Linked DNA regions of Homo sapiens: regions 2, 3, 4, 5, 6 and 7 are each linked to region 1. Evidence: chromatin loops called from intact Hi-C (ENCODE). Cell type or tissue: PC-9. All regions are shown on one strand.

Region 1 (4,000 bases):
ATTTTTTTCCACTGCTTCCTAGGCAGATCTCATTTAGTGTAGCTGGCGTGTTGCCCTGCCCACACGAACAGTGGACTTCTCCAAACATTTCTTTAAATATTTTTCTCACAAAATGAGAAGTTGAATCAAAACGTTGGTGTTAATTCAGTGTCTCAAAGACATTAGACCCAAGGCCTCTGTCTTTTCCTCATGGTTGCTGATGAAGGCCGAAGCTATAGCCATAATGGTAATATTCCAGTTGGAGAGAGAAGAAACTACTCTTTTGTATACTAAAAATACAAAAATTAGCTGGGTGTGGTGGCATGCGCCTGTAGTCCCAGCTACTTGAGAGGCTAGTACAGGAGTCGCTATGTTTTTAGCCAGCCCATTCAGTTTTTGTAAAGCTCCATCATTACATTTTTCATCATACTGACCTAATACCTAGCTATATTTAGCTTGCTCACGCTCTGCCTTCTGGGGGGAAAATATATATGTCTGTGCATTCTCTATATCTACCTAGTATCAATTAGAGTTTTATGTTTTCCTGCATGTAACAGAAAACACGTTAACAGTGGACTTCTCCAGATACTTCTTTAAATATTTTTCTCACAAAATGAGAAGTCGAATGAAAGCATTGGTGTCAATTCAGTGTCTCAAAGATATTAGACCCAAGGCCTCTGTCTTTTCCTCACGGTTGCTGATGAAGGCTGAAGCTATAGTCATCACGGTAATATTCCAGTCGGAGAGAGAAGAAACTACTCTTTTGTAAACTAAAAATACAAAAATTAGCCAGGTGTGGTGGCAGGTGCCTGTAGTCCCAGCTACTCAGGAGGCTGAGGCAGGAGAATCGCTTGAACCTGGGAGGCGGAGCTTGTAGTGAGCCGAGATTGTGCCATTGCACTCCAGCCTGGGCAACAGAGCGAGACTCTCTCAAAAAAAAAAAAAAAAAAAAAAAAAATGCTTCCTTTTCCATTTGTTTCCTGAGCTTATTGGTGTTCCAGTTAGGGTTATTTACTGAAACTGCTTCCCTCCCTATTGGGAATGGTGTTTCTGATATTTTTTCACTTTCCCTACCTGCTTTCTTCCCTTTTGGTGTATTATAGGAGATATATTGCTCATCTCTGAAATTATCTGCTGCTTACAGAGCTACCTGCTCTTCAACTGCAGTGAGGGTCTGGTTTAGGAGGAGAGTAACATCCCTGCATGTGAGGTGAAATACCTGAGTTAAATTTTGGAAAGCTTTTATGTACCAATCATGGTTGTTAGAAAATTGGCCTAAGTCATCTTTTATTTGCCTAAGGTTTTGTTATGAGACGGGAACTTGAAGGGGGCCCAAATAAGGGGGATCCTCAAATGGTTCCCTGGAAGTTGCTTCTTTAACTTTTGGGGAACTGTTTTCCCTGGGACTGCCCAATATGATTGCTAAAAGAGCTGGGTTGATCTTACAGTGCTTGGCAAAGGTTTAGTAAAAATGCCATGCCCTTGTATAAAAGAAAATGAGTTGCTTTTCTCTTTAAAGTCCTTAGGTTAAGGAAGTGTTCCAGTGCTGTAGAGTGCACTCCAGAGGGGTGCAAGCTGAAGAAAATCTGTTACCCATCTAGAAAAAGAAGTGAGAATAAAAGCATCCTCTTAGTCTCCTTCCTTTCCGTATGACCTAGGGTGGAGGAAAAGACAGGGAGTGTTCGACTGTTTTCCCTCCCTGGTTCCTGGGTTCTGCCACCAAGTTAAATATGCCGCCCATGGTTGAAGACATGGTCCTCCAAGCCATGGAACTGGATAAACTAAGTGATGGGACTAACCGTGCTTTACTGCGCAACCTTAGGTCATCCACCTTCTGTGATTTCCCTTTGACTTCCTAAACCTGTGTGATCTGCCTGGCTCCCCAAAAAACGTATCTCCAGAGAGACTGTGTCGTCTTTGAGCAAGGCTCCTTTAATGGAGGTAGTGTGCTAGATTGCCTGCTATTATGCCCCGTGCTAAAGCATTTACTCCTAGAAAAATGGTTCTGGTTAACTTCCGTACTTAAAATCCCCTTACTAATTAAGTACTGTCTTGGAGACAGAGTAGGTGCCTTAAAAATACATAGGAACCGAATGGCCGTTTTCCCTGCTGATGGGACGCATTGAGACTAAAATTTGGCCACAGAAGACATCTTACTCCTAACTGTTGAAAACAGAGCTCTCCTGTTTACACAAGTAGCCTAGAGCCTGATTTTTAGTGGTGTGAAAGGAGATTGCAGTGTACAGCAAAGGACCAGCAATATGTCCTATGAAGAGGATTTCTATTTCCACTAGGCGGCGCTGTTGGCTTAGAAATACCTTGGGCTCGCCAGAGGATTACTAGCCGGTAATCTCACTGTTGGAGGTGGAAAAGGGGAGAACTCTGTTCCTAGAAGGTTGCAATGGCATTTTCCTGAGCTATATCCCAGGTCTACAGCATTTCCTGATCTTGCCTAACAGGATTACTTCTCTAGGCTGTAAAAATTCCCACACATTCAACACACAGAAAGTAAGAGATCGCAGACAGAGAAACCAGGAAAGAAGGAAGGTTTTGCAACAGGATAGCCGGCAGACAGCCTTGAGATTAAAGGACAGATCTGAGATTGAGATTTGCTCCATACTCACCGCTCCGATGAATGAATTCCTGGCCAATGCACCAAAATGATACGGCTCCGATGACTGGAGGAACACCAGGGTCCTTGGTCTCGCACCAGTTTAGATAAAATGACACAGACACACATGTAATGGTTTTAAGGAGTGGAGAGTTTATTAGGCAAGAAGGAAGGAAGAAGAAAACAGCTCCCCCATACAGAGACAGAGGGAGGGGGGATTAGAACAAACAGAAACTTGGTGTGTGGCAGAAAAGTGGTTGCTTATATTGGGATGCTGCAGGGGGCAGTGTCTGGTTTGCATAGGGCCCAGGGGATTGGTTTGACCAGGTGTGTCATTTATGTAGCCTGCAAAACACCTGGTCCACCCACCTTAGCCCTTTAATATGCAAATGCAGGTTGCCATGATGTTCTGAACACATGGTGTTATCCGGAGGCAGCCATGACACGTGGCACACACCGGGACAGGAAGAAGAAGGCAGGAGTTGCCATATTGGGTGGACAATTTCTAATAGCCAGCATTTGCATATCAAAGCTTGCCAGACTGGCCCTTCAAGTCGTTTTTCTGTTAGAAAAGAAATGGCTTGGGTTCCAAGAATAGAAGCAGCTCCAGTCTACAGCTCCCAGCATGAGTGACACAGAAGATGGGTGATTTCTGCATTTCCAACTGAGGCACTGGGTTCATCTCACTGGGACTTGTTGGACAGTGGGTGCAGCCACGGAGTGTGAGCCAAAGCAGGGTGGGGCATCGCCTCACCCGGGAAGCACAAGGGGTCGGGGAATTCCCTTTCCTAGCCAAGGGAAGCTGTGACAGATGGTACCTGGAAAATCGGGACATTCCCACCCTAATACTGTGCTTTTCCAGTGGTCTTAGCAAATGGCAGACCAGGAGATTATATCCCGCGCATGGCTCGGCGGGTCCGACACCCATGGAGCCTTGCTCACTGCTAGCACAGCAGTCCAAGATCAAACTGCGAGGCAGCAGCAAGGCTGGGGGAGGGGTGTCCACCATTGCTGAGGCTTGATGAGGTAAACAAAGTGGCCAGGAAGCTCGAACTGGGTGGAGCCCACCACAGCTCAACGAGGCCTGCCTGCCTCTGTAGACTCCACCTCTGGGGGCAGGGCATAGCTGAACAAAAGGCAGCAGAAACTTCTGCAGACTTAAACATCCCTGTCTGACAGCTTTGAAGAGAGTAGTGGTTGTCCCAGCATGGAGTTTGAGATCTGAGAACGGACAGACTGCCTCCTCAAGTGGGTCCCTGACCCCTCAGTAGCCTAACTGGGAGGCACCTCCCAGTGGGGGCCAACTGACACCTCATACAGCCAGGTGCCCCTCTGAGACAAAGCTTCCAGAGGAAGGATCAGGCAGCAACATTTACTGTTCTGCAATCTTTGCTGTTCTGCAGCCTCTGC
Region 2 (4,000 bases), 190 kb after region 1:
AGAAAAATGTTAAAAATCTGTAATCCCCCCACTCCCTTCCCATCATGAAGGATCCAATATTAAAACTCTGTGTCCTGGCTGGGTGCAGTGGCTCATGTCTGTAATCCCAGCACTTTGGGAGGCTGAGGCAGGTGGATCACTTGAGGTCAGGAGTCCAAGACCAGCCTGGCCAACATGGTGAAACCCCATCTCTTTCAAAAATAGAAAAATTAGACAGGCATGGTGGCAATGCACCTGTAATCCCAGCTACTTGGGTAGCGGAGGCAGGAGAATCACTTGAACCCAGGAGGCAGAGGTTGCAGTACAATCTCCAGTGAGACTCCATCTAAAAAAAAACCAAAAAACCAAAAAACTCTGTGTCCTTTCATATGTTTCTCCCTGTTCCCAATATTCTAGCTTAATTAATTTTTTGTTTTACAAATGGAAATATATATACATACATATATAGGTATATGCATATGCAGTTGTGTATAAAACTCAGCAACTCATTCCTTTAATAGTACATAGACTCCTTTCCAGATCAAAGTATACAGATTTAATTGGTTCTTTTAAAATACTGCATAATAACTCATTGAATGAATAGATTATAATTTATTCCAAGATTTGATTGTTCCCAATTATTTGTCACTACAAATAATGCTACAATAAACATTTTTGTCATTGATCTCAACATTCTGGATTCCAAATTGGGATTTCTGGGCCAATTTAACATTTTAGATGTTAAAAATACCTGTCTGGCCTGGCTGAGACAGCACATATCTGTAATCCAAGCATTTTGGGAGGCTGAGGCAGGTGGATCACTTGAGGCCAGGAGTTTGAGACCAGCGTGGGCAACACAGGGAAACCCCATCTCTACAAAAAAATGAAAATAAATAAATAACTCCCTGATTACTTCCTTAATCTTTTGTAGCACATTACACACCTAGCAACAGAAAATGAGAATGCTCTGGTCCCCACATCATCACCAGAGTGAAATATTACTATTTGTGTTCCTGTTTGCCAGCCTGATGAGTGAAAACAGTATCTAATTTTTGTGTTAACCACCAACATTCTTTACCTGCTGCTTCCATTCTGGTCAGCAAAGGTGGTGCAGGTACAGTGGCTTCCTAAGCACACTGCTTCTCAGTACCTCCTGGTGAGCATTTAAAAATGCTGATGCTCAGTCTTCCTCAGAGACCTACTGAATTGGAATCTTCCTGTGTTTGTTTACGTTTTAATTTCCACAAGTGATTCTGATACAGCTAACTTGGCACCTGTTCACTGACAGGCAACTGAAAATCACGAATAGAACCTATGTAGACTTGAAAAACCTACATTTCAAACCCTGTGGTGTGCGAATTAAGTATTTAAGAAAACAAGATACCCAAGTGATCATTCTGATTAAATGTTCAAAAATTCAATTCACCTGCAACATTTTAATTCTATGAATTGTTTTAACAAGGGATGATGCCTGCATGTTACTTCCTCTGCTTCAGAAACTAAAGCCTAAGATACGGGAAGCAGCTGTGGACTGGCTATTTTTGAAGGACAGTTTTCTGGACAACTGTGGATTCCTTCTTGTAGAACATGAATACTGATCTTTTTGACAATGAAATAAGGTCAAGAGAGTCTTGGCCTCTCATCGCTGGACTCTGTCCCATCCAACCTCCTCACTTGAAGCATAGAGAAAAAACTGCTACTCCAATTTTTATCAGAATGGACCTAGACAGGGCGAGGGATTTCTAAAGACAATGGCCCTTGAGGAGAGGTCAGCTCAGCTGTTTGAGAGGCGTGAATAGCAAGGCAGGGACATTCTCTCCTCTCTCCTTGAAACCAGACAGGGGGCAGCCACCTTGTTACCACACACTATGAGCTGCCACCAGGTGGCGAGTTTCCCTTATTTTCCTCAAAGCCCAAAGTACTTGAGAGAGAATAAAATGACTTCAAATTCTGGTTAAAATGAAAGTGAAGAGGAGTAGTTTATATCTGGACCATAAGTAATCAGGGATGCAGACGAGATAATCAGAGCATTGTACCGACATGTCCTGATTGAGATCTTGCCACCAATGGCTTCTGGTAGTTATGTCATATCCTCTCTGTGTCTCCGTGCCTTATTTATTCAAATGGGGATAATAACAAAACCCAACTTGTAGCGGTTATTAGGAAATGATTAATATGAGTGACGTGCTGAGATACGGCCTGGCAAGTTCTAAGCATTCAATATGCTTAAAAAAAAAAAAAAAGAGGGAGGCGGAGCTTGCAGTGAGCCGAGATCGCGCCACTGCACTCCAGCCTGGGTGACAGAGCAAGACTCCGTCTCAAAAAAAAAAAAAAAAAAGGAAAGAAAAGAAAAGAAGACGAAGAAAACCTCTGGTACAGAGGTTTTACAGCCTCATTTTAATTGCTTTCATGCTGATTTTGATTTCAGATTTCTCTTTATTCTTAAAATCTCCCAGAAAGTCATATTGACGTCAAAATTGGAAATGACCTAGTTAAAATAGATAAGTATAAAACAGGGCTCAAGTACGTCCTGTTTTGAGAAAAATCAATGTATAAAACCCTCAAGTTTAATAAAACAGATAAATTTAAGAGATTACAAAAGAGCATTTTAGAAAGAAATGAATAGCAGTCTTTCTTTAAAAGTAAGCTTCCTTTCTGCATTAAGAATTTGGTTCAACTTGTGAAACTCACTTGCTCCTAACTGCCCTGTGAAGTGAGATGAACGCATCCTTAGGATACATTGGGAAGATGAGCATTCTGCTTCTGCAACGCCTGCTTCCCCTTTTTGCACACGTTCCCTTCCCTACAAACTTGCCACACTGCCTGCCTGCCTGCAACCCATCCCCTTTTGTCTCCCAATCCTCTCCCTCCTGGAGGGGCACAGGCAATGGATGAAGATCAGGAGGATATACAACACAGTCCATGGTACAGGCTGAAGGGTGGAGAGGAGTCCTCCTCTTTCCCCCAAGCTCCAGGAAGCTCATCACATGAGTGGAAAGTTGGAGAGTGACCTGGGCGCGGTGCTGTTTACACTTGGGCAGACTTCTGGTTGGGGGCAACTTTAACTCCAGGGAGTTAATAATAATCATGTGGGCAGGGCATGGTGGCTTACCCCTGTAATCCCAGCACTTTGGGAGGCGGAGGCGGGTGGATAACCTGAGGTCAGCAGTTCGAGACCAGCCTGGCTAACATGGTGAAAACCCATCTTTCCTAAAAATAGGATGTGGTGGCGAATGCCTGTAATCCCAGCTACTTGGGAGGCTGAGGCAGGAGAATCGCTTGAACCTGGGAGGCAGAGGCTTCAGTGAGCTGAGATCGTGCCATTGCACTCTAGCCTGGGCAACAAGAGCAAAACTCTGTTTAAAAAAAAAAAATCATGTGGAAGAGGAGGAGGAGCCGTCTATTGAACTCTTTCTCTGCTATAGTTAGTTGTTGGCATGCTCCCTCAATTCCCAAAACACCTTGTGTGGCCCTGTGACATGGGGACAGAGATAAGAAACTGAGGTCACAGAATTATTATAGTCAGTGAAAAGTCTTGGCCTTAGGTTTGTCTCAAGTGTTAAACTACTACTGGGATGGAATATGTCCAAACCGAAAAAGGGGTTAGGTGAGATGAGCGTTTCTATGTAATTCTGGGGGAAAAAAATAAAAAACCACAGTGTTAGCCTAAGCTCTACTCACACGAATACAAACATAATCTGCTTCTGAGACACTTGCGCCCCTAAATCAAAACCGAAGTCCCTTAATATTCTCTCTTCGCATGTTCTCACTTATATGTGGGAGCTAAATGATGAGAACTCATGGACATAAAGAAGGGAACCACAGACATGGAGGCCTACTCAAGGGTAGAGGGTGGGAGGAGAGAGAGGAGCAGAAAAAATGACTATTAGATACTAGGCTTAGTACCTGGGTGATGAAATAATCTGTATAACAAACCCCCATGACACAAGTTTATCTATGTAACAAACCTGCACATGTACCCCTGAACCTAAAATAAAAGTTTAAAAAAAAGAAAAGAGAA
Region 3 (4,000 bases), 310 kb after region 1:
ACACCATACTCTTATATCGTAACAGGGGCCAAATATGGTTACAAATCCTACCAAATGACCATTTTTAATTCAAACCACACTTTCAGTTCAACATTGACCGTCTGCCAAGGAAGCAGGCATTTAGAAGAGTCAACAAGTTTACTTCACATTATTTAAACAGCATCTGGCCCTGAAATCAACTACCTAGATTCTAAAATACTCAATTCAACCTATCCTACATTTTTACAAAAACACATTTTGTTTCAGCGAAAATACGTGAACATTTACGTGTACAGCTGATGCACTGAACTAACATTAATTATTTCTAATGATGATGTAACATTCAAAATTGAAAAAAAAAACTGAGGAACTGATAAAATGGAATGAAATGATGTCTTGTTGCATTCTGGGGAAAATATTAAGGCCTCTGAGCACAGGAGGCTGAGACAGCTGAATGAGGACTAAGGCAGTTACTGTTTGTTTTGGTTTAGGGTGAAAAACACAGTATGGGAAAATAATTTCCTAATTCCAGTGAAAGGTGACATTGGACTAATGGGCAAAACAAACATTAACCTGAGGAACCACTCCAAGAATTCACCTCAGAAAATAAAAACTAAACTTTAAGTTTTATTAATTAGAGTCTATCCAAAACCCAAACTTGAGAAGTTTTCTCTTTAGCTCAAGTAACATGCTAATCTTGAAACTTAGATAAAATCTGCAGGTCTCTTTGTTTTGTTTAATTTGCATTATGTCAGTTTAAAAAATCTTCAGCTCTGCAAATTAAGTACAAGGGAAGTAGCATTTTCCTTTCCAATTTGGAGAAGTAATGTAATCCCAAGCAAATTCTTCTTGGCTAGGCTGATGTGAAAAATCTCTTCATGTTTCCAGGAGTCTGCAATATCCATCAATATACTAATATTATTGATTAAACAAATCAAATAAATCAAAGAACCACATTCTTTATAAATTTTGATTAAAAATCCACCATTAAAGGACCACATTTTACATGCAAATACACTCCTGCTTTAGAAGATCATAGCCTTCTACAACGCACTTTAAATATATACATATACATAATCAAATTTCTACTACAAAATATATTAAAAGAAGAATGACTTTCGAAACAAACCATCCTTAGCTGGGAAGACTTCCCTCATCAGGACTGGCCATCTCAGAGCTCGGGATGTCAAGAGTGTGGGTGTGAGGGAGACTGAGAGGGCCCGCAGGTAAAGGGCTAGGGTAGGAGGGGCCTGAGAAGCAAAAGATGGGCTGGCTTTTACAACACCCCTGCCCTAGATTATCATCTAATTAAGAAAAACATGAAAGAAGAGAATAATCATCAGAAAATGTCTTAAGTACGAAATAATAGCAAACAACGAAAATCCCTTTTGGTGGGGAAAAGATGGGCTCCGAGTAAAGTTATTCATAGAAGGCTTCCTGGAGGAGGAGTCGGAACTGGCCTCCCACCAAGCTCCTGCTCCTGAAAGCTCCTTTGACACCAATGCCACCATTCCAGCTCCAGGCACTGAGACTTGCTCTTCTCATACCCTGCTCTGGAGGCAAAAAAACCTTGAAGGATAAGGTTTCTACAGATAAGATCTCTACCTATAATCTGGTCACAACCCATCTTTGAGTTCATTTCTTCCCTACCGAACATTAACAACAGATTTTCTGATTATTTATTTACTATGTGTCAGGCCCCATACTAGGTACCTGACCTCTTATCAAAATACCCAACAACTCTGTTAAGTAGTGAAAATTATTATCCCCTTTTTAATGGTCAGGAAACTGAGGCACAGAGAGCTTAAATAACTTCCCAAAGTTTGCAGAGACAATAAATGAAGGATAGGATTGAAGTCAAGGCTGTCTGACTCGTCTGCTACCACTGAACTACCCAGAACTTGTCTCCTAGTAAAGCCCATCTCACCTTGTTATGACAAAATGATTTATGATTCACTTCTGGGCAGCCTAACATAGTGCTTACCATATAGTAAGGGCTCAATACATGTTATTTTTAAGCCTTTTTTACTTAGCAAAAGGAGTACAAATGAGCAAAACAAACAAATCTACTTTAAGTTTTGGTTGCCTGCCAGCTCAGTCTGAGTCAGGCATATAATAAGGTTGTTTAAAAAAAAGTAATCTCAGGCAACCTCACTAACTGCTCAGTATGGAGAACAAGGAAGGCAATAGTCCTGGTCTGCTCTGAGCCAGCCAACCAGACCATTCCTGGAGGTCTGGGCACTGCACATCAGCGAGGCCACCAAAAACCTGAAAACATTTAAAGAAGAGGTTGGAGGCAGTTATAGAAAACCTGTGCTAATGAAGACAGTGTAAATGATGGTGGGATGGGTAAATAAGAGACAGCTGACATTATAACGTAATGATGTTTAGGCCCCCTCTGGGGCCAATTGCGGCCTACAGGTGTAGGGCTCAAACACCTGTATTTTGAAAAGGTTCTCCAGGCAACTCTTACATACACTGACATTTAAGAATCACTGCTCTAGGGCCAAGGTTTTCAAGTTTCATAAGCATCAAAATCTCCTGAAAGGCTAATTAAAGCACCAAGTGCTAGGCCCCCCCCCTAGATTTTCTAATTAAGTAGGTTTGGGGTGGAGCCTGATAATTTGCATTTTATCGAGTTCCCAGGTGATGCTAATGCTGTTGGTCCAGGGACCACACTTTGAGAATCACTGCTATTGAGGAAGTTCTAAGGTCAGCAGTTGATTTTAGATATAGAGAGGTTTATCCACAAATAGAATGGACTGCCTGGTGAGTGGAAGCTAGAACCACTGCCCCTGTCACTGAAGATGCTCAAGCCAAGGACTGGGAAGGGGTGATACCAGGTGATCCGATTACCCTCTTATCTTGCCAAATCTGTGACTACTTGGCTGGAAGCACACAGAGCAAAGTTAGGTTTTCATTTTTAATAATACTGTTTTCCTTCAAATTAAAGGACAAATTCAATTTCTAACTCAATTATAAACTTAAAGGAATGCCTTTAAAAGTAGTATTGTAATTCTAGTGAAATTTCTACAGAGTGTGTCAGCAAGCCAATGGGTAGTTTGCTATAATAGCACCCATGGAGAAATGACCGATCCATTGAAGAAGCTTTTTTGCATTAGTACATTTACTAGAGAGGTGTACAACCCTGTCCTGGCAACACAGAGAAAGAATAAGCTTGGTATGAGAACAATATGTAACTGCTGAAGGCTTAAAAAAAAAAAAAAAAGAAAATCAAACAAAAGAAACAAGTCTTTTATCCAAGCTCCATGGTCTGCTTAAAATGTTTCATTCCACATGTTTTTATCTAGAACATCATGATCTGTTCATTTATATTTTAACCAATTTATAGGACAGAAAAAAGGTGAAATAAAAGTTGATTGGGCCAAAATTATACCTTTGGTTCCCTGAAATACTCATTTTGTATTTCACTATAATTACTGCAATTATGTTTTTGAAACATAAAACAACAAGACTGTGGGTTGACCAGAGTTCTATTAATACTATACAGTATACCCAATTGTGTACTATAGAAACTAAAATTCCTAAAGCTATAAACCAGTTGGTCTTAAGTATGAATTATTATTATTATTATTTTTTTTTATTGTTTATATTTCTTTATTGAAAAAATACTCATTTACTGATACGGGCATACCAATATCTTAGTTATAAACATTAGCAAGCAAAAATATTAATTGAACTTGGTCCCTAATATTTAGTTTATGATTTCATGATATAAAATATAAAATGTACTATTATTAAATGATAAATACTGACTCATAAAATGTAATTCAGATTTAGTGAACAATGGATTAAAATTGGAAACAATTTAAATATGATAATTCATATTTGAAATTTTTTTCTATTTGTATATAAACAGAAATGGGTATGTAAAACTGTCCTACATGTTAACCAGAAATAAACTACTATAGAATGATATTGAACATACTTTGAATTTTTAAGGTTTTGATTGATTTTCCTTCATTTGGTAGCCTATTCATTATTTTGAAAAATCAGCCTC
Region 4 (4,000 bases), 120 kb after region 1:
TACGGTCTATCTCCTGAAAATATTTATTAGCCTTGAAGTCCAGACAGTCTTAAGACAATGCTTTTGCGTGTTGTACCTTTGCATATTTACTTCTATGGCATCCTGAAAGGCAAGTTCTTCCTCTTCCCAATCCTAGGATAATGCTATCTGCATTTGGAATCATCACTTTAAAATCATTTAATCAGCAGGGTGCGGTGGCTCACGTCTGTAATCCCAGCACTTTGGAAGACCGAGGTGGGCGGATCACAAGGTCAGGAGATGGAGATCATCCTGGCTGACATGATGAAACCCTGTCTCTACTAAAAATACAAAAAATTAGCTGGGCATGGTGGCACATGCCTGTAATCCCAGCTACTCGGGAGGCTGAGGCAGGAGAATTCCTTGAACCTAGGAAGCAGAGGTTGCAGTGAGCTGAGATTGCGCCACTGCACTCTAGCCTGGTGACAGACTCTGTCTCTAAATAAATAATAAATAAATAAATAAATACATAAATAAAATCATTTCATCATTTAGGAGAGAGTAGATCTCCTCTCCCACAGAGCCTTCCCTCAAATGCTACATCTATACACTTCTGTATGGGAGAATAGCCAATTCAGAGTCTGGAAACCAGAATTCTAGTCATAGTTTTATCTCTAACTAGTCAAGTGATCCTAGGAAAGTTATATCACCTCTTTAGGGCAAGGCAACATTTGGCCTGTAGCCTTCACCTCTGGAAACAAGTTCCCTTTCATTACTCTTCACTGAGAGTCAAAATGTGCAAGGGCCGGGAGCAGTGGCTCATGCCTGTAATCCCAGCACTTTGGGAGGCCGGGGCAGGCAGACCACCTGAGGTCAGGAGTTCAAGACCAGCCTGGCAAACATGGAGAAACCTCGTCTCTACTAAAAATAGAAAAATTAGCCGGGTGTGATGGCAGGCACCTATAATCCCAGCTACTCAGGAGGCTGAGGCAGGAGAATCACTTGTACCCAGGAAGTGGAGGTTGCAGTGAGCCAAGATCAGGCCACTGCACTCCAACCTGGGCAAGAGAGAGAGACTCCGTCCTAAAAAAAAAAAAAAAAAAAAAAAAAAGTTCCCAAAGATCACTGGTCTCTCATTATTTTCACACAGTTATTTTGTAACCAAATCTAACATTCAGATGTTATACAAAATAGAAAACAGATTACTATGGCAAGAGTCCAGGTTCTACTACCTAAAAAAGAAATAGGAAAATGAAACTTCACAATAGAAACTGATTTCAACAGGAGAAAAATGAAACACAAACTTATATTTCCTCTTTGCAGCTATGTTTTGGGACTTCCTCTTTCACCCATCAAAATATTTCTTTAAAAAAAAAAATCTTTCCTTCCAAGTTTTTTCTTCCTTTGTTACTATGACATGAATAAATCACCTTGTAGATTCTCTGTGTTTTGACTGCCTTCTCATGGTCAGGGACTAGAAAGACCTGTTGTGTGGCCATTTGCTATGGTCTGCCCTACCCTGACCCCTCAGTTCCTACATTGAAGTCCCAACCTCCCAGCTGATGGTAGTAAGAGGTGGGATCTTTTGGAGGGTGACTGGATCATGATGGCCAAGCTCCTGTGAATGGGATTAGTGCCCTTCTAAAATAGGCCCAAGGGAGCTCATTCACCTCTTGTCACCTCTTTTCACCTCTTCCACCATGCAAAGACACAGCAAGAAGATGCTGTCTTTGAACCAGGAAAGCTAGCCCTCACAGACACCAAGTCTGCCTTGATCTTAAACTTTCCAGGCCCTGGAACTGTGAGAAGTAAATTTCTGTGGTTTATAAACCACCCAGTTTAAGATATTTTGTTGTAGAAACCCCAACAGACTAAGTCAGCAATGCAAAAAATATTAGAACTAAAGGGACCTTGCACTAATCTCATATAAGCCCTTCATTTTTAAATATGAAAACAAAACAAAACCGAAGTCCTGGCAATTAGCCTACTAAATCCACAGGTAGCCAGAGGTAGAACTGACTCATTGTTATGTCTCCCCAGCTCAAACGTGTTCTTCCAGATCATAAACATTGGCTTATGCTTCTTTCCATCTCCTTTAAACCCCAGACAACTGCTGGGCACATGTAATACTTTAAAAATATTTCTATATCGGCCAGGCATGATGGCTCATGCCTGTAATCCCAGCACTTTGGGAGGCCGAGGTGGGTGCATTACCTGAGGTCAGGAGTTTGAGACCAGCCTGAGTAATATGGTGAAACACCGTCTCCACTAAAATTACAAAATTAACCAGGCTTGGTGGCATGTGCCTGAGGTCCCAGCTACTTGGGAGGCTGAGGCAGGAGAACTGCCCAGGAGGCAGAGGTTGCAGTGAGCCGATATCACACCATTGCACTCCAGCCTGGGCAAAAAAATCAAAACTCCATCTCAAAATAAATAAATAAATAAATACCAAAAACAAAATACTCATATAGCAACAATGCCATTACCCTAAAATGGTGGTAAAGGCTAAAAGCAAAAAATCCTAAAAAGAGAGAAAAGTATTAATGTAATAACCCTAGAACCACGAAGAATTATTTCCAAGTATTAATATAATTTGGTAAAATAATTGTTAGACCCAATGGAATCATCAAGAAAAGCAACCACGTGATTATACAACATGCTCTGCTATAGAATAGAATAAACCTTTCAGAGCTGGAGAGAACCACAGACTTACGTAGTAACAACTCTTAATTTTGAAGGTAAGAAAGCAAAAGGACAAGAATAGCCAAGATTTTCTTGAAGAAGGTGGCAAGAAGGCTTTTTGTTTTTATTTATTTATTTATTTATTTATTTATTTATTTATTTATTTATTTTTGAGTTGGAGTCTCGCTCTGTTGCCCAGGCTGGAGTGCAGTGGTGCGATCTCAGCTCACTGCAAGCTCCACCTCCTGGGTTCACACCATTCTCCTGCCTCAGCCTCCCAAGTAGCTGGGACTACAGGTGCCCGCCACCACGCCCGGCTAATTTTTTGTATTTTTAGTAGAGACGGGGTTTCACCGTGTTAGCCAGGATGGTCTCGATCTCCTGACCTCGTGATCTGCCCACCTTGGCCTCCCAAAGTGCTGGGATTACAGGCATGAGCCACCGCTCCCAGCTAATACATTTTATTATATTAAAATTAACAATTTCTGCTTATTAAAACAAACCACTAAATGAGTGCAAAGAAAATCCACAAAGCACTCGATTATTTGCAACACACATAAGCAGCAAAGGACAAGTATCTAGACTACCTGAAGAATTTCCACAAATTGGCCAGGCGTGTGCCTATAATCCCAGCTACTCAGGAGGCTGAGGCAGGAGAATTGCTTGAACCTGGGAGGCAGAGGTTCCAGTGAGCTGAGATCACGCCACTGCACTCCAGCCTGGGCAACAGAGCAAGACTCTGTCTCAAAAAAACAAACGACAACAACAAAAAAAGAATTCCCACATTTGGTAACAGCAAAACAATATGATAGAAAAAAGCATTAAAAAAATTTTTTGAACAGTTACTGCCAGGAAGATGGAACCCTAATTAAATAATTACATATCAAGAAACAATTACATATTAAAAATATAATTAGGTTGAATATTATAAGGAAATGCAAATTAAAGCCCCATTATGAGGAAATGCAAATTAAAGCCACAGTGACATCCTCTTATACACTACCAGCTGGCAAAACACTCCTACAATACCAAATGAGTATGCAGTGCCACAAGAACTCTTTTACTGCTGGAAAGATGACAAATTGGTGCTAGCTTGTGGAAACTTTTCCCAGTAAAATGACATGAACAAAATCTACAACCCAGGTAAATGTTTATGTGCATCAGGAGACATATATAAGAATGTTCACGACAATACCGACTATTCAAAAATTGAGAAACTTCCTAAAAGCCCATTAACAGTTGAGTGGATTAATGGTGGAATACTTCTACAATGGAGTATAGAAGAGCAGTGAAAATTATAACAAACTACAGCGTTATACATCAACATGAATGAATTGTATGAATAATAAAATTGAGTGAA
Region 5 (4,000 bases), 71 kb after region 1:
CACTACGCCCAGCTAATTTTTTGTATTTTTAGTAGAGACGGGGTTTCACCGTGTTAGCCAGAATGGTCTCGATCTCCTGACCTCATGATCCGCCTGCCTCAGCCTTCCAAAGTGCTAGAATTACAGGCATGAGCCACCGCACCTGGCCCAGAGACTCCTTCTTATCTGAGTTTTCATTACTTAAATTCCTCTAGAACATGATTATATAGGAATATTTGCCATTACATGAAAGTATTCACTCATGAACCGAACACCCATAAAATTGTTCCCCTTTCAAACAATCTTCTCTGCTTAGCTTGAATGACTATCCCTGATCACAAGTCAAAACTTTTTCAGCCTAACTCTTATTGCTTGTAGAATACTGTAAACATCTGACAACACAAGTCAAATAGATGGCAAAGTGGAGTTGTGATTCTTGCAAAAGATGCAGAATTTCATGAAATTGATGAAAATAATGTTGGAGAACTGCTCCAACATCAAGTATAGTCACGTGTCAACAGACTAGGTAAAAACTGAAGAAAAAAAACGGACAAGGAATCATATAAATTAACACTAAAGAAGAGTAATGGGTAAGGATGATGATACAAGAAATGCTTCCAAAATGTACCAGCTTAAATGTCAGGGAATTTTTTTAATCCCTTTGGAAAATTGATGAAAACCCTTGATTTAAAAAATGTTTTTGGTAAAAAAGATCCCCTTTGATGGTGTTACCGAAAGGTAGTATGAGCTAAACAAAGTCGCACTGTGCCATCCTATAATTTTGTCCAAGAAAATGTGTCCTCTTCATGCCAAATCAACTCCTCAACATTCTTTGGGCTAAGAATTAATGCATAGTTGCAAATAACCATATACATTTTGTTAATTTTAAGATAATTATTTTTATTATTTACCTTGAAATATGCTCTTTATTGTAAGAGGATTAATTAACTTTGGCCCTTTCCTGGTATCATTTATCCTTGGATACTGAGTGCGTCTTATAATTCTGTTTTCTATGAAGAACTTTAGAGATGGAGCTTGTTTGTTGTATTCACACTTGTATGAGGCATTTTGTAAAGAAGTTCTTTACTTTGCAGATAGATAGCATAATAGAAGCACAGGGCAGACAGATGATCTGCAAAGGTCACACTAACAGTGTTTACATTTATGTCTGACTCCACTGCCTACTCTCTTTAGGTCAGAATGCCTCCTAGGCCCTCAAAAGCGGAGGCAGCCAGAAACCCAGCATTATTCTTTCTAATCCTCAGTCCTGTAAATGAGAAAATGATGTCTTACTTTTATAAAGTACTACTAATAATAGGGTCTGCATAGGGTACATGAGTGGCAAAGCACCTTCACAAACATATCATTTGGTCTTCTCTTATCACCCCAGGAAGTGGTGAAGAAGCAGGCAAGTGGGAAACTGAGGCTCGGAAAGCTAAAATGGCTTGTCTGAGGACCCACAGCTCAAAAACAGCAGTGTTGTGCCTGAAACTTAACACTTTTAGACTGTGGTGCCGAGTTCTGTTCTCTGTACCTCTCTGGTTTTTGGCATGAAAATAAAGCAGGGAAAGTTAGCAAAGAAATTCATTAACAAAGTTACCATTTAAATAACCTCTCCATCAAATACATGGTCTTCATACTGCAACATTTCCAGGTGAATAACTTTGGTGTTTCTCTTCTGACAGTGGCGTTCACAATACATACAAGAGGGAGCTTGGAGATCACACATTTCCTTACCTTGGAGGCTGAAGAAGATCCTGGTTTATGAACTCTCTGTTAGTAAGAAAACCAGCAAAAAGGCCTTTCAGATTCTCCGTCCCATATAGTGTGCTATTCAGGAGAGCCGATAGAGGGCGGTTACTGAACACAGATCGTGTGAAAATTAACAGCTTCCGAACTGATTTCTTTGCATTGGCTTTGTCAGTTTTACTTTCTATTTCTTGGGAAATATTTCTATTTCTAGTTCTATTAGATTTCTATTTCTATTCGTTTCTATTTCTTGGGAGTATGTCAGGGGAAGGCCAAGATCATAGCAGCAACGCAGACAGGATTTATGAAGTCTGCTTACCATTTCTCATAGAACTCTAGATTCTCCAAGCCTACAAGATTCTCCAAGCCTACAAGATTTATTCTAATAACCCCTGAAGTTAATCAGATTCATCTTATCCCTGACTCCTCACCCCTCTTCTCTCACCAATACACATGTCCTCTTGCTCCTGGTAATAACACAAAAACAACATGGTTAAATTTTGGACTGAACAATTACTAGGCAAGAGAAAGCACAAAATCCTTTGGTCTTGCACAGCTAATGGTAAGCAGCAACTGGAAATAAAAACAAATACACATTATGAGTTCAGCTATATCTCAAGTTAGTTTTTTTGCTTTTGCTTTTGTTTTCTTTTCCCTGCTCTATTAATGAGTTAATCAATTAAGATTTTCTTTCCTTGCATGGAAAGATTTTTGGCTTTGTTTTTAGATTAAGAAAGCTTTTCTCAGTTTCTTAGTTAATTATGAACATGCACTATCACATCATCTTGGACTCAATTCAAAAACTTATCTAAAACATGTAATTACTGGGAAATTCCAGATTAATTTCCTGCAAGTTTTAGTTAGTTAACGATTGTGTTAAACACTTAAGAGAGCAGCTCCTAGATGACTAAACCTGCTCAGCTGAAATCAAATGCTCTCATGCTTCCCTGAATGGACACACACAGAGTCTCTTCACCTGAGGAATAAAGTGTAAGGTGAGGACCCGGTTCTTACCTAAGAGAACAAAATAGCAAAGACACCTCTATAGCTTTGAGAATACGGACATGTTGGGCCGGGTGCGGTGGCTCATGCCTGTAATCCCAGCACACTGGGAGGCCGAGGCGGGTGGATCACCTGAGGTCAGAAGTTCAAGACCAGCCTGGTCAACATGGTGAAACCCCATTTCTACTAAATATACACAAATTAGCCAGACGTGGTGGTGGGCGCCTGTAATCCCAGCTACTCAGGAGGCTGAGGCAGGAGAATTGCTTGAATGCAGGAGGTGGAGGTTACAGTAAGCTGAGATTGCGCCATTGCGCTCCAGCCTGGGCAACAAGAGTGAAACTTCATCTCAAAAGAGAAAAAAAAAAGGGATACAGGCATGTCTTCTTGAGTTCTGGGTGAGAAAGAAAAAAAAGAATACAGATATGAAAGCTAGTATATACTCATGTATATATGAATGTATATACATTATATAAAGGTATTTATCTTGAGAGCTTATTGTTTTAATAATAATTCTTTTCCTATGGAGAACTCAAAATAATATATTGAGTCCCTGTCTGCATTGCCTTGGCGGGGAGGGAAGGTCGGAAAGAGAGAGAACAGGAGAAACGAAAGTTCACTTCAGGTCCTAGGTCACGTGGTGAATTTGGCAGAGCTTGACCGGGAACGCCTGCTTTTGTTAGACTTTGAGACTTGTAGGAAAACACTCCAAACAAAGGCCTTAAGACAAATCTACCAGTTGAGGTAGGAAATCCACTGAGATATTTAGTAGACAGAACTTGATAATTTCTTTCCTTTCATATTTTCATTTTAGATCTTCAGAACTTTTATTCAGGGGAGAAAGGCCCAGGTAGCTGCTGCTGTTCAGCTTAAGGCTAATCTGACCTTCTATAACAGGAGTTCAAGTCCCAGAAATCCCTAGTCCTCCATCAGAGGTAAGTAAGGATGGCAGCTGAACCCAAGAAAAGGAGCATGAATGATTAACTCTTCCTTCATTTCACCTCAGAAAATGGGGGCTGGGCGCAGTGGCTCACACCTGTAATCCCAGCACTTTGGGAGGCTGAGGCAGATGGATCACTGAGGTCAGGAGTTTGAGACCAGCTTGGCCAATGTGGTGAAATCCCATCTCTGCTAAAAATACAAAAATTAGCCAGGCGTGGTGGCGTGTGCCTGTAATCCCAGCTACACCAGAGGCTGAGGCAGGAGAATTGCTTGAACCCAGGAGGTGGAGGTTGCAGTGAGCTGAGATCACGCCATTGCACTCCAGCCT
Region 6 (4,000 bases), 330 kb after region 1:
GACACACACACATTTTTTTCTCTTTCAACTCAAGTATTAACAGTATTTATTTTATAAATCATTTACTGTATAGTTGGTTATTAACAATTAAAAATAAAACCAGCCAGCACAGTGGCTCACGCCTGTAATCCTAACACTTTGGGAGGCCAAAGTGGGTGGATCACCTGAGGTCAAGAGTTCGAGACCAGCCTGACCAACATGGAGAAACCCCATCTCTACTAAAAGTACAAAATTAGCTGGGCGTGATGGCACATGCCTGTAATCCCAGCTACTCGGGAGGCTGAGGCAGGAGAATCCCTTGAACCTGGGAGGCAGAGGTTGCGGTGAGCCAAGATCATGCCATTGCACTCCAGCCTGGGCAACAAGAGCGAAACTCCAACTCAAAAAATAAATAAATAAAAATAAAATGATAAGATGGGTTTTAAAGATATTTTTACCCTTTCAAAAAGACATGATAAAACAAGTATGTCATCACCTGGTTTGTATTGTTTTGTGAAAGGAAAATATGGGGGTGGGGGGGGGGACATAAAAATAGCCCCACTTTTTAAAGCGTAGGGCAATGCCACCTTGTGGAGAAACGTTAGCAGTATAGCTATGTTCTCATAGCCAGCATCGATAATAAGGGTTTTAAAAAATATGTTAAAAATTATCATTTCCCTCAAATAGTCACACACTGCACTTGATAATTTGGCAACTATTTATTGAGTGATTGCTATGTGCCAAATAATAGCATTTGGTCCCTGACTTAGAGAAGAATGTGTGGAATCAGAAGACAATCTTATCTTCCAAAACGCACACTTGTCATACTAGAAAATACAGTGCTGCAGAATATCGTTTTGATCTCTTAGTGATCGTAAAGTCATATTCACTTTTTTGGCTACTACACATAGTCCTATAGTAACATTAATGGTGGCTGTTAATGACCAAAGACAGCCCAGGTAGGGAGGGGGTGGGTCATGGAAGAGAAAATTACAAGCAAGTGAGGAAAAATAAATGGGCAGAAGAGCAAAGGAAAGTGAAGAGCAAAGAGACTGCTCGAAAGGAAAAAGGTATGGAGTGCAGGTAAGTGACAGGTGCACTCCAGCACCTGGTGTGTCTCTTCCCAGGCAAGGGCATTTGGCCATGCTGTAAATGCAATTTATTACAGCACATGATGACAATTTTTGTGCTCACAAGTTGGTTTTAAAATTAAAGCATGGGCCAGGCGCAGTGGCTCATGCCTGTAATCACAGCACTTTGGGAGGCCGAGGCAGGTGGATCACGAGGTCAGGAGATTGAGACCAGCCTGGCCAACATGGTGAAACCCCCGTCTCAACTAAAAATACAAAAAAAAAAAAAAAAAAAAAAAAAAAATTAGCCGGGCATAGTGGCACACGCCTATAGTCCCAGCTACTCGGGAGGCTGAGGCAGGAGAACTGCTTAAACCCGGGAGGCAGAGGTTGCAGTGAGCCGAGATCGTGCCACTGCACTCCAGCCTGAGTGACATAGAGACTCCATCTCAAATAAATAAATAAAGCATGTTGTACACTTTATAAATGTTACTTTCAAAATGTAAAGTGCTGTGAACTTCATTTTTTAACCTGTAGAGTCAATCTGACATGGTAAATGGTGAAATAGAAAACAGTTTCATTTTTAAGCAGTTCAGGTAGCAAAATGACTGACTCACCCTGAATTTATACTGTGTGCTTCTTTTGAGATTTTTCACAGTACAGGTTAAATCCTCTCCAGTGTATTTTGGGTGGAAAAGGTTATCCTGAAAAGGCAAAGCCAGGAAGAAACATCAGTATAAAAAATTCTGGGCATTAAATACCTTTGAATACAGGATTTTTATACTGCCTTTCCCTACCATCACCAGCAACTGGCCAGAGGTCTGGCAGCTACCGCAAAAGAGAAAAATCAGAAGCCCAGAGTATTGTGGATAGCACTTGAGCTTTAAATAAAAATTTATCTCCATCACACTGTAATTTCTCCTGGGTCTGGTCAAATTTATTGTGACAAAGGAGTTAAGCAACTTTTGAAAATACATTTAACATTTTTAATGTTGTCATGAAAAAAGCCCTTTGCACCGAGGTCTTTACTATCAAACTGCAATGTGCTATGCAGTAAAGTGTGGCTGAGCTTCCTGACCACACAGTGCCCTCTTCTGGCCATGGGAGAAAGGACAGCTTAGATGGGAAAGGGCACAATCCTTTAGGAGGGCAAACATTCCACTAAAAGTTGAACTCAGGGAACTCATTCAATAGTTCTATCTCTATCATTCTATCATTCACTCATCAAAATACTACTTAGTACCTTCTCTGTGTTGGGCTGTCCTCTAGGCTCTAAGGATTCAGCACTGCCCAAGAACAGAAAAGGCCTTGCCCACAAGAAGCTCACATTCCAGTGGGAGAAGACAATACAGAAAAGCTGCTATGTATGTCACATGGTGTTAAGTGCTATGACAAAAACTAAAGCTAGGTAGGAGGATACAGTGGTGGAACTGGTGAGGGCTTTCTACAGCTGCTGGAGGTAAATATGGTAGCCATATGTGGCTCTTTGAATTTAAGTTTATTACAATTAAAAACTCAGTACTGGCTGAGCTTGGTGGCTCACAACTGTAATCCCAGCACTTTGGGAGGCTGAGGTGGGCAGATCACCTGAGGTTGGGAGTTCGAGACCAGCCTGACCAACATGGAGAAACCCCGTCTCTACTAAAAATACAAAATTAGCCAGGCGTGGAGCTGCGTGCCTATAATCCCAGCTACTCGGGAGGCTGAGGCAGGAGAATCACTTGAACCTGGGAGGCAGAGGTTGCAGAGGGCCAAGATTGCACCACCGCACTCCAGCCTGGACAACAAGGCGAAACTACATCTCAAAACAAACAAACAAGCACAAACCCTCCATACTATAGGCCAACATGCATATGTCAGGTGCTCGAGAGTTGTATGTGTATAGGTGCCACCATACTGGATGGCACAAATTATAAAATATTTCCATCACTGCAGAAAGTTCTATTGGGTGGTGCTGTTCTACAGTGTGATCAGGGAAGGACTGCCCAAAGAAATGACATATGAGAACAGACTTGAAGAAAATGAGGGAAGGGAGTCAAAGACATCTGGAAGGGCATTCTGGCCAGAAGGCAGAACTGAAAAGGCTTTGAGGCCACAGCACACACGGTGTGTTTAAAGAACTGACTAGAGGCTGGCTGGGTGCGGTGGCTCACACCTGTAATCCCAGCACTTTGGGAGGCTGAGGAGGGCAGATCATGAGGTTAGGAGATGGAGACCATCCTGGCTAACATGGTGAAACCCCATCTCTACTAAAAATACAAAAAAAAATTAGCCGGGTGTGGTGGCGGGCGCCTGTAGTCCCAGCTACTTGGGAAACTGAGGCAGAAGAATGGCATGAACTTGGGAGGCGGAGCTTGAGGTGAGCCAACATCGCGCCACTGCACTCCAGCCTGGGTGACAGAGCAAGACTCCATCTCAAAAACAAAACAAAACAAAAAGAACAGACTAGAGGCTAATAAGACTACAGTGAGTGGAAGCAACGAGGACAGTAATGGAGAGCCCAATCACACAGGACCTTGTGGGCATTGTAAGAGCTCTAGGGATTTTACTCTGAAAAAGAGGGGAAGGCACTGAGACAGGAAGGATTCTGAGCAGGGTGCTGACATGATCTATTTGTATTTTACAAGATGATGTTCTCCACCCAGGCTCTGTATGGAGAACAGACTGAAGCCTAGTAAGGATGAAGTTAGGAATATTAAGAGGCTATAATCCAATAACAATATTATGTTATTGCAATAATCCACAGGTGAGATGAGTGGCTCATAAAAGGATAGTAGCTGTGGAGATAAAAATGGTTAATTTCTAAATAATTTCTAAGGAAGATTCAAAAGGATTTTCTGATTATATATAGGATCAAGGATGACTCCAAGAGTTTTTGCTTCCCCAGCTGAAAGGATGGAAATGTCATTTACAGAGATGGGAAAGAACAGGCCGGTGTTGGTAGTGGTGGT
Region 7 (4,000 bases), 180 kb after region 1:
GGCTAGCCATATGTAGAAAGCTGAAACTGGACTCCTTCCTTACACCTTATACAAAAATTAATTCAAGATGGATTGAAGACTTAAATGTGAGACCTAAAACCATAAAAACCCTAGAAGAAAACCTAGGCAATACCATTCAGGACATAGGCATGGGCAAGGACTTCATGTCTAAAACACCAAAAGCAATGGCAACAAAAGCCAAAATTGACAAATGGGATCTAATTAAACTAAAGAGCTTCTGCACAGCAAAAGAAACTACCATCAGAGTGAACCTACAGAACCATCAGAGGCAACCTACAGAATGGAAGAAAATTTTTGCAATCTACTCATCTGACAAAGGGCTAATATCCAGAATCTACAAAGAACTCAAACAAATTTACAAGAAAAAAACAAACAACCCCATCAAAAAGTGGGTGAAGGATATGAATAGACACTTCTCAAAAGAAGACATTTATGCAGCCAAAAGACACATGAAAAAATGCTCATCATCACTGGCCATCAGAGAAATGCAAATCAAAACCACAATGAGATACCATCTCACACCAGTTAGAATGGCAATCATTACAAAGTCAGGAAACAACAGGTGCTGGAGAAGATGTGGAGAAATAGGAACACTTTTACACTGTTGGTGGGACTGTAAACTAGTTCAACCATTGTGGAAGTCAGTGTGGTGATTCCTCAGGGATCTAGAACTAGAAATACCATTTGACCCAGCCATGCCATTACTGGGTATATACCCAAAGGAATATAAATCATGCTGCTATAAAGACACATGCACACGTATGTTTATTGCGGCACTATTCACAATAGTAAAGACTTGCAACCAACCCAAATGTCCAACAATGATAGACTGGATTAAGAAAATATGGCACATATACACCATGGAATACTATGCAGCCATAAAAAATGATGAGTTCATGTCCTTTGTAGAGACATGGATGAAGCTGGAAACCATCATTCTGAGCAAACTGTCGCAAGGACAGAAAACCAAACACTGCATGTTCTCACTCATAGGTGGGAATTGAACAATGAGCACACTTGGACACAGGGTGGGGAACATCACACACTGGGGCCTGTCGTGGGGTGGTAGGAGGGGGGAGGGATAGCATTAGGAGAAATACCTAATGTAAATGACGAGTTAATGGGTGCAGGCACACCAACATGGCACATGTATACATATGTAACAAACCTGCACGTTGTGCACATGTACCCTAAAACTTAAAGTATAATAAAAAAAAAGTCATATCCTGCTATAAAAAATAAAGAAAAAGAAAATGTGGCACATATACACCATGGAATACTATGCAGCCATAAAAAATGATGAGTTCATGTCCTTTGTAGGGACATGGATGAAGCTGGAAACCATCATTCTCAGCAAACTATCGCAAGGACAAAAAACCAAACACCGCATGTTGTCACTCATAGGTAGGAACTGAACAATGAGAACACTTGGACACAGGAAGGGGAACATCACACACTGGAGTCTGTTGTGGGGTGGGGGAGTGGGGAGGGGTAGCATTAGGAGATATACCTAGTGTTAAATGACGAGTTAATGGGTGCAGCACACGAACATGGCACATGTGTACATATGTAACAAACCTGCACATTGTGCACATGTACTCTAGAACTGAAAGTATAATAAAAATATATATATTAAAAAAAAGAAAAGGAATGAGTTCACATCCTTTACAGGAACATGGATGAAACTAGAAGCCATCATTCTCAGCAAATTAACACAGCAACAGAAAACCAAACACCACATGTTCTCACTCATAAGTGGGAGTTGAACAGTGAGAACACATGGACACAGGGAGGGGAACATCTCACACTGGGGCCTGTCAGGGAGTGGGGGGCAAGGGGATGGAGAGCATTAGGACAAATACCGAATGCATGTGGGGCTTAAAACCTAGATGATGGGTTGATGAGTGCAGCAAACCACTATGGCACATGTATACCTATGTAACAAACCTGCAGGTTCTGCACATGTATCCCAGAACTTAAAGTAAAATTAAAGAAAGAAAGAGAGAGAGAGAGAAAGAAAGAAAGAAAGAAAGAGAGAGAGAGAAAGAAAGAAAATCCTATCCACAAAGCATGAGGAACATGACAATGCGGTAATCTTATCTTTCAACCCAGTGGAACCATTGCTGTGCCCCCTGGTGGACGCACTCTTCCTTTAAGCACTAAAACTAAATTATTGCTTCTCAAACTTTAGTGAACATCAGAATCGCCTGGAGAACTTGTTAAAACACAGATTTTTAAAACCCACTCCCAGAGTTTTTGATTCAGTAGGCCTGGGTTGTGGTCTGAGAACTTACATATTACACAAGCTCTCAGATAACACTGCGGCTGCTGGTCCACAGAAGACATTTTTTTAAACTTAAAAAAAATTATTGTAAATTGACAAATTATAGTTGTGCATATTTATGGGACACAAAGCGATGTTATGATATATGAATGCAACGTTGAATAATTAAATCAAGCTAATTAACATCCATCACCTCACATACTTGTGATTTTTGTGGTGAGAACATTTGAAATGTACTCTCAGCAGTTTTGAAATGTACAATACGCTATTATTAACTATATCCACTATGTTTTGTGCAATAAATCTAAAAAAATTTATTCCTCTTGTCTCACTGAGGCTTTGTGCCCTTTGACCATCATCTCCCCATTCCTCCATCCTCCAGTCTCTGGTAACCACCATTCTATTCTCTGCTTCTATGAGTTCGATCATCTTAGATTCCACATATAAATGAGAACATGCAGCATTTGTCTTTCTGTGCCTGGCTTATTTCAGTTAGCAAAATGTTCTCTAATTCCATCTATGTTGTTGCAAATGACAATTTCTTTCTTTTCAAAGGCTGAATAGTACCATTTTGTGCATATGTACACATTTTCTTTATCCATTCACCTGTTAATGGACACTTAGTTAGATTCCTTATCTTGGCTATTGTGAACAGTGCTGCAGCAAACATGCAAGTGCAGACATCTCTTTGACATGCTCCTTCCAAATCTTCTAGGTAAATACCCAAAAGTGGGATCAGTGGATCATATGGTAGTTCTATTTTTAGTTTCTTGAGGAACCTCCATACTGTTTTCCATAATGACTATAGTAATTTACATTCCCATCAATATTATACAAGTGTTCCCTGTTCTCCACATCCTTGCCAACAGTTATATTTTCACAGAATACGTTTTGATAATAAAACTATAAATTACTATTGGATGGATAGGAAGCAAGACATTTGAGAATAAGTAATTAGATGTATCATGTTCCACTTGTCTTCTGTCTTCTATTTCCAGCAATGAATTCTGTTCACTATTATGTCCTTCTACTCAGCATTACCTCTGACGAAGGCTCAATTCAAAGATAAGAAGCAAGGCAACATCATGAGATTCACTGGTTTTACCATATCTCTTGTTATCCCAAAGTAGTTGGCTTATAAAAAGGCGGAATGTTTATGGAAGACCCAACTATGGAGCAAACTTGGAGGGAACTCTTTGAAGATGGATTACAGGACTACAGGCTGCAGTATATGATTTGAACTGGTGACCAAAATATGATACTGTTACGCCTACACGTGGTGTGGAGTTACTAATTCAAAGGAAGGAAGGAAGAAAGGACAGAAGGGAGGGAGAAAGAGAAAGCCAAGGAGAAGAAAAAAAGAAAAAAATCACACAGAAACGAAAATTTAATCTAATTGGTAAGTGTAACTACTGGAGTGAGCCTTAGAGGAAAGACTTAAATCTGTTTCCTCAGTTGGTCTTGGATCTTGTAGGTCTCTCACAGCCTGAGTATTTCACCAAGTCAAATGTGACAATGTTTAAAGATATGTATTTTTTTATACAACATAGTCCTTAAATATTAATGAATTACTGTCAGATTGCTTTTCACAAGATTGTTAAGTTCCAAAGTGAGTAAGCAAATGGTAGTAATATCCAAATTTGCCATTGAAAATCTTTCAAATCATCCTGAAATCATCATGACCTCAGCTGTTAG

What was found. Peaks named below come from ENCODE experiments on the same cell type or tissue, not always from the same donor. Only the 100,000 strongest peaks of a DNase experiment are listed, where the experiment ranks them.
Region 2: it touches region 1 in a loop (5-fold over the local background); 41 of 110 quality-filtered maps call a loop at or near these places.
Region 3: it touches region 1 in a loop (5-fold over the local background); 21 of 110 quality-filtered maps call a loop at or near these places.
Region 4: it touches region 1 in a loop (9-fold over the local background); 2 of 110 quality-filtered maps call a loop at or near these places.
Region 5: a loop joins it to region 1, with 6 times the contacts of the local background. A loop is called at or near these places in 20 of 110 quality-filtered maps.
Region 6: it touches region 1 in a loop (9-fold over the local background); 30 of 110 quality-filtered maps call a loop at or near these places.
Region 7: a loop joins it to region 1, with 9 times the contacts of the local background. A loop is called at or near these places in 74 of 110 quality-filtered maps.

What each region holds. Positions count from the first base shown.
Region 1 is chr3:172,665,286-172,669,285 of GRCh38, reverse strand. The region is part of intron 1 of NCEH1 (neutral cholesterol ester hydrolase 1); the gene reads left to right. It overlaps LOC124909457 (a long non-coding RNA gene), which reads right to left and starts at 2,827. Exons shown (of 2, transcript XR_007096170.1): 1 at 2,604-2,827. In PC-9, a CTCF peak has its summit at 2,291 (motif pointing right); a DNase peak (open chromatin) is centred at 2,275.
Region 2 is chr3:172,475,346-172,479,345 of GRCh38, reverse strand. No RefSeq gene overlaps it. Among named protein-coding and RNA genes, the nearest start is that of GHSR, 29 kb to the right of the region's middle. In PC-9, CTCF peaks have their summits at 1,669 and 1,871; a DNase peak (open chromatin) is centred at 1,875; H3K4me3 peaks cover 932 bases; H3K27ac peaks cover 343 bases.
Region 3 is chr3:172,354,078-172,358,077 of GRCh38, reverse strand. All of the region lies in intron 22 of FNDC3B (fibronectin type III domain containing 3B), which reads right to left. Among named protein-coding and RNA genes, the nearest start is that of GHSR, 92 kb to the left of the region's middle. In PC-9, no CTCF peak of the experiment used is centred here; a DNase peak (open chromatin) is centred at 2,067; H3K27ac peaks cover 1,991 bases.
Region 4 is chr3:172,544,254-172,548,253 of GRCh38, reverse strand. No RefSeq gene overlaps it. Among named protein-coding and RNA genes, the nearest start is that of TNFSF10, 23 kb to the right of the region's middle. In PC-9, no CTCF peak of the experiment used is centred here; DNase peaks (open chromatin) are centred at 1,413 and 2,013; H3K4me3 peaks cover 315 bases; H3K27ac peaks cover 2,073 bases.
Region 5 is chr3:172,594,126-172,598,125 of GRCh38, reverse strand. It overlaps LINC02068 (long intergenic non-protein coding RNA 2068), which reads left to right and starts at 2,519. Exons shown (of 4, transcript NR_146714.1): 1 at 2,519-2,723; 2 at 3,545-3,665. RefSeq lists a silencer at 1,713-2,007. In PC-9, CTCF peaks have their summits at 1,625 and 1,840 (motif pointing right); a DNase peak (open chromatin) is centred at 1,815; H3K4me3 peaks cover 525 bases.
Region 6 is chr3:172,330,842-172,334,841 of GRCh38, reverse strand. It overlaps FNDC3B (fibronectin type III domain containing 3B), which reads right to left. Exons shown (of 26, transcript NM_022763.4): 14 at 1,667-1,753. Among named protein-coding and RNA genes, the nearest start is that of GHSR, 120 kb to the left of the region's middle. In PC-9, CTCF peaks have their summits at 567 (motif pointing left), 1,936 and 2,143 (motif pointing left); a DNase peak (open chromatin) is centred at 2,151; H3K27ac peaks cover 371 bases.
Region 7 is chr3:172,488,475-172,492,474 of GRCh38, reverse strand. No RefSeq gene overlaps it. Among named protein-coding and RNA genes, the nearest start is that of TNFSF10, 33 kb to the left of the region's middle. In PC-9, CTCF peaks have their summits at 1,958 and 2,165 (motif pointing left); a DNase peak (open chromatin) is centred at 2,164.